Linked DNA regions of Homo sapiens: all the other regions are linked to region 4. Evidence: read pairs that join two places in POLR2A ChIA-PET (ENCODE). Cell type or tissue: OCI-LY7. All regions are shown on one strand. Region 1 overlaps KDM2B (lysine demethylase 2B). Region 2 overlaps ANAPC5 (anaphase promoting complex subunit 5). Region 3 overlaps ANAPC5 (anaphase promoting complex subunit 5). Region 4 has its middle 19 kb from the start of MIR7107.

What was found. Peaks named below come from ENCODE experiments on the same cell type or tissue, not always from the same donor. Only the 100,000 strongest peaks of a DNase experiment are listed, where the experiment ranks them.
Region 1: POLR2A ChIA-PET joins it to region 4 with 5 read pairs; 5 of 35 experiments call an interaction of 5 or more read pairs at or near these places.
Region 2: POLR2A ChIA-PET joins it to region 4 with 5 read pairs; 11 of 35 experiments call an interaction of 5 or more read pairs at or near these places.
Region 3: POLR2A ChIA-PET joins it to region 4 with 5 read pairs; 7 of 35 experiments call an interaction of 5 or more read pairs at or near these places.

The regions. Positions count from the first base shown.
Region 1 is chr12:121,522,129-121,524,628 of GRCh38, forward strand. All of the region lies in intron 8 of KDM2B (lysine demethylase 2B), which reads right to left. Among named protein-coding and RNA genes, the nearest start is that of KDM2B-DT, 57 kb to the right of the region's middle. RefSeq lists an enhancer at 1,084-1,273. In OCI-LY7, no CTCF peak of the experiment used is centred here; DNase peaks (open chromatin) are centred at 1,053, 1,783 and 2,283; H3K4me3 peaks cover 1,813 bases; H3K27ac peaks cover 2,090 bases.
Region 2 is chr12:121,333,464-121,335,963 of GRCh38, forward strand. ANAPC5 (anaphase promoting complex subunit 5) reads right to left here. Exons shown (of 17, transcript NM_016237.5): 7 at 2,070-2,260. Among named protein-coding and RNA genes, the nearest start is that of ANAPC5, 18 kb to the right of the region's middle. RefSeq lists a silencer at 1,942-2,133. In OCI-LY7, a CTCF peak has its summit at 1,480 (motif pointing right); a DNase peak (open chromatin) is centred at 1,498.
Region 3 is chr12:121,323,895-121,326,394 of GRCh38, forward strand. The region is part of intron 11 of ANAPC5 (anaphase promoting complex subunit 5); the gene reads right to left. Among named protein-coding and RNA genes, the nearest start is that of ANAPC5, 27 kb to the right of the region's middle. In OCI-LY7, no CTCF peak of the experiment used is centred here; no DNase peak of the experiment used is centred here.
Region 4 is chr12:121,424,412-121,426,911 of GRCh38, forward strand. It overlaps a transcript of KDM2B not described here. Among named protein-coding and RNA genes, the nearest start is that of MIR7107, 19 kb to the right of the region's middle. RefSeq lists an enhancer at 1,099-1,178. In OCI-LY7, a CTCF peak has its summit at 1,152 (motif pointing right); DNase peaks (open chromatin) are centred at 390 and 1,000; H3K4me3 peaks cover 1,327 bases; H3K27ac peaks cover 2,500 bases.

The sequences.
Region 1 (2,500 bases), 98 kb after region 4:
GATAATAGAGGGCCCACCTTGTGCCAGGCACAGTGGTCTAAGGGCTTTTCAGGCCTTAACTCATTAATTCTCATGAAATCCCGAAAAAGTATATACTATATTCATGGCCGGGCATGGTGGCTCACGCCTGTAATCCCAGCACTTTGGGAGGCCGAGGTGGGCGGATCACCTGAGGTCGGGAGTTCGAGACCAGCCTGACCAACATGGAGAAACCCTGTCTCTATTAAAAATACAAAATTAGCCAGGCGTGTTGGTGCATGCCTGTAATCCCAGCTACTCAGGAGGCTGAGGCAGGGGAATCGCTTGAACCCGGAAGGTGAGGTTGCAGTGAGCCGAGATCGCACCATTGCACTCCAGCCTGGGCAACAAGAGTGAAACTCCGTCTCAAAAAAAAAAAAAAAAGTATATACTATATTCAACCTCAATTTACAGATGAGGGCCAGGCACGGTGGCTCATGCCTATAATCCCAGCACTTTGGAAGACCGAGGCGGGAGGATCACCTGAAGTCAGGAGTTTGAGACCAGCCTGGTCAATATGGCGAAACCCCGTCTCCACTAAAAATACAAAAATTAGCCAGGCTTGGTGGCACATGCCTGTAGTCCCAGCTACTTGGGAGGCGGAGGCATGAGAATTGCTTGAACCCCGGAGGTGGAGGTTGCAGTGAGCCAAGATCGCACCACTGCACTCCAGCCTGGGAGACAGAGCCAAAAACAACAACAAAAATTATGGATGAGGAAAGTGAGGCACAGAAAAATGAAGTCACCTATCAGGATTTTGAGCCCGGGAAGTCGGGCTCTGCATGGTCCATGAAGGCTGGGAGAAAGCCCCTCATTCACTGGGACACACAGCTACTGCACTGCAATTCACAGTGGCCATACTGCAAGTGCTCAGGTGACATGTGTGTGGCTCCTGGCTGCCGGGTCACACAGCGTGGGGCTAGGAGATGGGCAGGAGGAGAATCAACCCCAATTCACAGATGCTGAAACTGAGGGCACAAAGGGGGAAGCCACTTGCTGAATGAGTCACAGCTGGCAAGCGACAGCGGCTCCGTTTTTAGCCAGCACGCTGCACAGCTGCCGCTGCATCAAAGGTTCTGCACAGGACTGCAAGTCCCGGGGGAAAGGCTGGGAAATACAGAGGGGAGGCAAAAGGAGAAACGCAGAGAGAAATAAGGACAAGGGCGGACAGAGGCGGAGCAACTCACAGTGAAGGACAGAGGAGGGTTGGCTGGGGGAATGGTGCAGCAGAGGGAAGGGTGGCGGTGCCCCAAGACCCTGCACCTTGAAGGGCCTGGCCCTGGAGGCCGCTGTCCCCTCCTCTCCCAGCCATGCACTTTATTCTTTTGCTCTGAGGAAAATTACAGCGACTGCCTCTGCCCCCCAAGCCCGAGCGGTTCCAGTCTGTCCCCCAATGAAACACGCCAGCCCTGAGTCATGGGTGGTCACCACTGCTGGGAGCAACGCTCCTGCCTGGAAGACAGCACAGACTGCGGGGCCACTGCTGGCATCCGCAGTGGACACTCAGCCGCTGTCCCTTCCCACCAGGGCAACGCATGGAACAGAGCTGGCCATCCTCAGGGGAGAGCAAGGGAAAGCTCATCACCAGAAGCCCAGTGCTGCCGGGTACAGGCACGAGGGCTTTGCTTTAGGCAACCTCGTTCTGTGCCTGGCTCCCCGGGTCTCTGGCGTGAGCCATGAAAGACAGCTGCTCTGTGCGGTTGCAAGCGGCCGTCGAGCTCCCCAGCTTCCCATCCCACGACCTTCACCCTCCTCTGCACAGAAGCATGGCTGCCGCCCTGAAAGAGCCTCTGTCTCCACATCCGCTTCAGTCTCCTGCCTCTGCTGCCTGCAGGCTGACCTCAACATTTCCATGTTTCCACCAAGTGGAACCATGCTATTGAATGCTGTTATTGTCGCCATCCCCGTTATCCTAGCAACATTTCCTAAGATTGGGACCCGGGACCACCGGGTCATGTGATGCACAGGCAGGTGCATCTTATATGGCCCCACAAGCCTACCTCCCTCCCTGCAGAAAGCCCAAGTCCAGGGGCTAGGGTTCCATCCTGTCCCCTCCACTCCCCTCCCTTCTGGGGAACTTGGTGAGCAAGTCCTGAATCCATATAAGCAATTGGCATTGGTATCTGTGGTTGTCTCTGTCGATCACAAGGGCTCTGGTAGAGGATGGTGCCCACATGCATCCATCTTTCCCAGCCCTGGACTCTCCCTGTTCTCCTGGCAGGTGCAGAGGCCAACGCACCTGACTTACATCTGTTGCCCTGACACGTGAGGAAAGAGGAACACAGAGGAGAGCTGCTGCTGCGAGGAGGGGGCAGGGGATCTGCACGCCCAGACACTCGAGGGATTCTAGAAGCTTTTACCCACTCCCCTTCGCAGCCAGGGCCTCAAGGGTGGGTCAGGCAGCCACCCCTGGATTAGCCGCCACTGCGTCCCTCCCCCAGCTCTGCTCACATCTGCTTCATTACCCACATGCCTCCCTCAG
Region 2 (2,500 bases), 91 kb before region 4:
GAGTACATAAAAAAAGAAAGGCTCTGATCGAGAGGTTATTAAATGTGGGAAGACCAAAAGAAGTTAGTTATTACAAGATATCATGGAATGTTGCAAAAATCATGGAGTTTTGAGGAGCCTTAAATATTTTTGGGTACAACTATCAATCTGATGTTTGAATACCCTTAATAACATCTTTGGTCTAGGCCTCAGCACCTCACTGACACCTTCCTCAGAGGGTTCAATAAGGGGAAACTGTTTCCTTATAATGAGCAGAAATATTTTGTCCTTTAACCTACACTTACTTACCAGCTCTCAATCTTCTCCCGTAGCCATACCCTCAATCAATCTAAGCTCTTTTCACATGACTTTTCACTACATGAAGATGTCAAACACATGCTTGGATAAGTCATTTTTTTCCAGGCTAAACATGTCTCACATCCCTCCCACATTACTTATATGATATGGCTTTGAATGTCTCAACACCCTGAGACTGTTCCCTCCCCACACAAGCTTCAGCTTGTCTACATCCCTTTTAAAGCCTCACAACTGGGTTGGCCCAGTGGCTCATGCTTGTAATCCCAGCACTTTGGAAGGCCAAGGTGGGAGGATTGCTGGAAGCCAGGAGTTTGAAACCAGCCTGGGTAACAAAGCAAGATCCTACCTCTACAAAAAATAATTTTTAAAAAAATTAGCTGGGCATTGTGGTGCATGCCTGTAGTCACAGCTAGGAGGCTGAGATGGACTGCTTGCTTGAGCCCATGAGTTTGAGGTTACAGTTAGCTATGATCATACTACTGCACTCCAGCCTGGGTGACTGAGTGAGACCTTGTCTCTTAAAAACAAAAACAAAAACCTGACAACCAGAGATAAAAAGAATTCCCTAGGTGCTGCCTGACACAGAGAAAGGGATAGATGTCTCCATTATTGAACTGTGAACACTATGCTCCCATTAATACACGCTATAGTCTGTATAGAAGGATGCCTGTAGCAAAGACCACACTTCTCTCAACTGGTAAAAAGCCACAGGGCAGGTGGGGGGGTGAAGGGATCTTTGAATTAGTAATTTCCCACCTTTCACCATTATTTACATTATTTCATTATTTCCAAGATAGCCTCCATGTTTTGAAAGTTGTTTTATCTACTTAATTCTATTTACTAAAACATAATTGATCGATTTTCCTATTTCTATTCATTAAAAACAGAGGCACACTGAGGCAACAGTATAAACCAGTGTCACCTGACTGAGCAGCCTGAATTCTACCTGAAAGCAAACCTGACTTTCAGTAAGCCTATGTAGTCTTTCATCCAGTAAAGGTACAACTGCCTTCTGGCTTTTTGAAATACTAAAAATAGCTTCTGCATCCCCATTTTTACCTCCAAAAAATCCTTTAGGGACTCTCTGGCCTAATGACCTAATTTCTTTTTCACTGAACGGCCTGTTGTTCTTAGAAGTAATGAAAGAGGCTAGGCACTAAGACGGCAATGTTACATAGTGACACTAGGGGGCAGACTATTTAGGCAGAAGGTTTTCATAAACTGTTCCAGTGCCAATAAGGTTCCCTCTATGGAAGTTACTGACTAGTCCAGGTTGATGAGCTGCTTTCCTATCTTCTTTTTAAAAAATACATTTTTTAAAAATGCATCACAATTAACATTTGAGAATTCATTTCTTCCATTTCTTTTCCCTTTTCTTTTCTCCCAAAATAGCAAATCTTTATTTATTTTTTCTTTTTTTTTGAGACGGAGTTTCACTCTTGTTGCCCAGGCTGGAGTGCAATGGCGTGCTCTCGGCTCACTGCAACCTCCACCTCCCGGGTTCAAGCGATTCTCCTGCCTCAGTCTCCTGAGTAGCTGGGACTACAGGTGCCTGCCACCACACCTGGCTAATTTTTGTATTTTTAGTAGAGATGGGGTTTCACCATTTTGGCCAGGCTGGTCTTGAACTCCTGACCTCACGTGATCCACCCGCCTTGGCCTCCCAAAGTGCTGGGACTATAGGCGTGAGCCACCGCACCAGGCCAAACAGCAGACTTTTTATTGTCATCGGTTCCTTCAATTTGCGCAAGGACAAAGGTCTATAAACTTACTAGTGACCGAAGCGGCAGTGCAGGGCGGCAAGATTCAGAGCGGCGTATCTCAAGCTCCGGCCATAGCCCTCTTCCCCATTACTTTTGCTTTCGGCTCCGGTAAGAATCAGACGATCAAAATAATGGAGGAGACTGTGTGTTGAACTGAAAACATCTTGGACACGGAGGTTGTTTAAGTAGCTGAGATAATGCTAAAACAAGAAATAATCAATGTATTTTAAACGCTGTAAATATCTCTGGTGTAAGACAACTGCAGAGAGTTCCACTGTCTACAAACACTAGTGTATCCCATACCCTTCTAATAAGATGGTCATAGTTTAGCTTAATCTTCTCCCTAGAGGCAGAATAAAACAGCTTCAAGACACATTCCCCCTAGAGGGAGTCCACAAATTAAAAATGGGAGTTCCATTAGTATTTGTGTCAGTTTTATC
Region 3 (2,500 bases), 100 kb before region 4:
CCATCGTGGCCTGCAATTCCTGAGACTGAGAGAGGAGTGATATAAGATGAGCTAGAATTACATGGAAAGAGCAAAGGAGAATGGTTATATTAGAAAAAGAATTCACTCTACCTCCTCTGGGTTGCAAGAGGAAGCTCAGAAAGCAGTTCTGAGCCCCATAACTTATTTATGGGCTTACCGAAACCCCAATCACTCTCATACCACAAAACAACGTGCACCATCCAATTTACTTGAAGGAAAGTTTCAGAAGCAGATACAAGAGAAAGAAAAGAGTAACTGGAGACTCATGATAAAGCTGCCTTCTCTGCAGCTGGCCAAACTTAATTTCACAAGTATGAGTCTAACTTGTCTAATTAAAAATGTGACAGTCATCAGCCCAGTAAGTATATATATATCCACACGGTTGATGTTCTAAAACTAGAAAGATCTAAGGCAAGATGAAGAAAGGGGTAAAGGACTGACTTAAAAAAAAAAGGCAGCTACCTTCTAGTTGTGTACTAAAAGGCTTCCTAACACAGCCTGGCTGTTGAAGCCAAACAATGATTGGGTCAGCAGGTTTTTCACATAAGCCCAGAGGTGAAAGGGAGATGAAGATGGAATTATTAATATAGACCCAAAGAGCATGGTTACTTTTTAGGGTCTTACTCCCAGAAAAAAAAGACACAAAATTCTAACAAATGGCCTTGAACAAAGTTACAAGGCTAAAGAATTGAGCCACAAGGCACTGTGACTCACACCTGTAATTCCAACACTTTGGGAGGCCAAGGCAGGAAGATCACTTGAGGCCAGGAGTTCAAGATCAGCCTGGGCAACACAACATAGAAAGATTCCATCTCTAAGAAACAAGAATTAAAATAATTAGCTGGATGAGGTGGTGTGCACCTGTAGTCCCAGCTACTAGGCAGGTTGAGGTGGAGTTCAAGGCTGCAGTGAGCTATGATTGTGCCACCGCACTCCATCCTGGGCAACAGTGAGACCCCATCTCTTAAAAAAATAAAAAATACGCTGGGTGTGGTAATCCCAACACTGTGACACTGAAGTGGGAGGACTGCTTGAGCCCAGAAATTTGAGACTAGCCTGGGCAACAGAGTGAGATTCCATCTCTACAAAAAGATATTTTAATTAGCTGTGTGGTAGCACGCTCCTATAGTCTCAGCTACTCAGGAGGCTGAGGTGGGAGGATCACTTGAGCCCAGAAGGTTGAGGCTGCAGTTTGCTGTGATTGCACCACTACATTCCAGCCCTGGTGATACAGCGAGACCCTGTCTCAAAAAAAATTAAAAACTGGCTGGGCGCGGTGGCTAACGCCTATAATCCCAACACTCTGGGAGGCCAAGGCAGGTGGATCATTTGAGGTCAGGAGTTTCAGACCAGCTTGGCCAACATGGTAAGACCCCATCTCTACAAAAAACATAAAAATTAGCTGGGAGTAGTGGCACACACCTGTAATCCCAGCTACCTGGGAGGCTGAGGTAGGAGAATCGCTTGAACCCAGGAGGCAGAGGTTGCAGTGAGCTGAGATCACACCATTGCACTCCAGCCTGGGTGACAGAGTGAGACTCCCTCTCAAAAAAATAAAATTAAATTAAAAATAAATTAAAAATTAAAAATTAAAAAAAAAAAAGAATTGAACCAAGACTAAGGTTTTTGAAAAGTAGTTTTCTATTCTAATAGTAAAAAAAAATAATTTCGCCAGGCATGGTGGCTCACATCTATAATCCTAGCACTTTGGGAGGCTGAGGCAGGCGGATCACCTGAGGCCAGGAGTTCAAGACTATCCTGGCCAACATGGTGAAACCTCATCTCTACTAAAAATACAAAAATTAGCTGGGCATGGTGGTGGACACCTATAGTCCCAGCTATTCGGGAGGCTGAGAAACAAGAATTGCTTGAACCCCAGAGGCAGAGGTTGCAGTGAGCTGAGATCGTGCCACTGCACTCCAGACTGGGCGACAGAGCGACACTCCGTTTCAAAAAAACTAAATACTTCAATATGTTCACCGACTCATTCATTACCAGATGCTTCTCTTATCCAAGGCACCAGGAAAGGAAGAGAAGTGATGTTAAGGAGGTGCCAGTGCCACGAAGAGGGAAGAAACAAGCGAGAGACAGACTTGCAACATTCCCAGGGGAAGCAACCAGCTAGCCCTTTCGACCTCAGAAAACATGGGCAGTGCTTCCCAGACATGGGAAGAAACCAGCTGGCAAAGGCGCCGTGGAACCCATCAGTCAGGGCCCATCCACCCCTCAGTTTACACAGCCATGTAAGAGACTGTAAAATGCTAACATGTTTGCTATAGGGAAGTATGTCTAGACTTCTGAAAGGAGTGGAAACCACCCAAAAATCTTTAGGCTGCAATTAGGGAATGTTGAGTGTTATGATGCAATCTAACAGTAACAGGTATCACAAAGAGGAAGAGAAAAATATGATCAAGGAAACATCTGGATTGCCACAGCAGTGTTTACTGAGATGGAGGGCTTTAGATAAAATAGTTTTCCC
Region 4 (2,500 bases):
AAGAGATGGTGGGAGCACCTTCAAAGATGTCACATGGGGGCCGGGTGCGGTGGCTCACGCCTGTAATCCTAGGACCTTGTGAGGTTGAGGCTGGAGGAATGCTTGAGCTCACAAGTTCAAGACTAGCTTGGACAACATGGCGAAACCCTGTCTTTGGAAAAAATTAGCCAGGCGTGGTAGTCCCAGCTACTCAGGAGGCTGAGGTAGGAGGATGGCTTGAGCCTTGGGTGTGGAGGTTACAGTGAGCCAAGATCACACCACTGAAATCCAACTTGGGTAACAGAGCCAGACCTTGTCTCAAAAAAAAAAAAAAAGAAAAAAAAGAAAAAAACAATGCCACATGAGCAACAGTGCTTACATTTCCTGCTTGCTTATCAGTAAGGTTAACTGCTGATGTGCTGTTTCTTGTGTCCAGGTATTGCGCTAGGTGCTGTAGTTGCCTCTGCAGTCCTCAAAGCAACTTTCTGAAATAAACATTGCTTTGCTTCTCTAACCTCTGAGAAGTTAGACTTGTCTAAAACCTCATGGTTAAAAAGTGGCTATGCAGAATTTGAACCTAGCTCTGATGCCAGAGTTGCTCTTAACCCTTCCAGTACCACATAAGAAATGAGAAACTTGGGCCAGGTGTGGTGGCTCATGCCTGTAATCCTAGCACTTTGGGAGGCTGAGGCGGGTGGATCATGAGGTCAAGAGTTCGAGACCAGCCTGGTCAACATGGTGAAACTGTCTCAACTAAAAATACGAAAATTAGCTGGGCATGGTGGCGGGTCCCTGTAATCCCAACTACTCAGGAGGCTGAGGCAGGAGAATCGCCTGAAACTGGAAGGCGGAGGTTGCAGTGAGCCAAGATCGTGCCATTGCACTCCAGGCTGGGCGACGAGCGAAACTCCGTCTCAAAAAAAAAAAAAAAAAAAGAGGAACTTGAGCTATTATGCAAAAATGTTGTGAAATCTCTTTTAGGTCCAACTTGACTTGACTCAGGATGGTTGAGTTGAGACCAACTGTCATTTCAGTGCAGCTGGGAGTGGCCACTTCTCAGAGTCTGTTATCTCCTGACTGTGCAGTGAGTAACACATATGGCCTTGGGTGCTCAGAATTTATTAGTCCATCAACAGAGCTGAAAATACCTGTGAACACCAGGAGGCAGATGCCCCTGTGCTTTGGGCAGAAAGTTTGTGTGGCTAATAGTAAAGAAAAAAATTTTCTGCTTTTGAAGATCAAAGCATGTAAATCAAGGCCTCCCACTTGTTTGTCTGCAACCACAATTGGTAGTAACTGGCTTGAGCAGGTCATGGTTTCCCTTTAGAAGCAGCATAAGTTGCCAGAGTTTTGTGGGCACTTGTGCTTTTTGTCTAAACTTTTTTTTTTTTTTTGAGACAGAGTCTCGCTCTGTTGCCCAGGCCGGAGTGCAGTGGCGTGATCTCAGCTCACTGCAAATTCCACCTCCTGGGTTCATGCCATTCTCCTGCCTCAGCCTCCCAAGTAGCTGGGACTACAGGCACCCGCCACCACGCCCGGCTAATTTTTCTGTATATTTAGTAGAGACGGGGTTTCACTGTGTTAGCCAGGATAGTCTCAATCTCCTGACCTCATGATCCACCCGCCTCTTCCTCCCAAAGTAATCTTTTGATGAGACTCTGGAAATCTTAACATTTCCTCCAAATTGGTAACTTGGTGGTGGCAAGTCTTTAAATCCAGGCCATAGAAGCTAAGCAGTAGGTGCTGGTTTTGTCTAAACTTAAATTCAAAAATTCAGATTTATACAGTCTTAGTTTAAAGCAGTTTAATGTTTACTCTTAGATTTGTGTATTAAGTTTTAGTGGCTTCTTTATAGAAAGAGTACAAAATGCTTGGTGGATTTTTTAGATAGTAGTTTGAAGTAACCCTGGTTTATTAGCCAGATAATAGAAATGTCAGACAACAGAAATGTTTAGTGTAACAGGCTTGATACTTGGAAATTGGCTTGTTTGGCAGAGGGCAAGCATTTCCCCCTGGAATTTGAATTTTTAAACTGGCATGCCTTTCTACCCCCTCCCCCCCCTTTTTTTTTTAAAGACAGAGTCTTGCTGTTGCCCACCCAGGCAGAGTACAGTGGCATGATCATAGCTCACTACAGTCTTAACTTCTGGGCTCAAGCAGCCCTCCCGCCTCAGCCTCCCCAGGAGCTGGCATATAATGCATACCACCATGCCTGGATAATTTTAAACAATTTTTTTTTTTTTTTTTTTTTTTTAGACAGAGTCTTGCTCTGTTGCCCAGGCTGAAGTTCAATGGTGCAATCTTGGCTTATCGCAACCTCCGCTTCCCAGGTTCAAGTGATTCTTCTGCCTTTTCCTCCTGAGTAGCTGGGATCACAGGTGCATACTACACTCCCAGCTAATTTTGTATTTTTAATAGAGACAGGGTTTTACCATGTTGGCCAGGCTGGTCTCAAACTCCTGACCTCGGGTGATTCGCCCGCCTCGGCCTCTCAAAGTGCTGGGGTTACAGGTATGAGCCA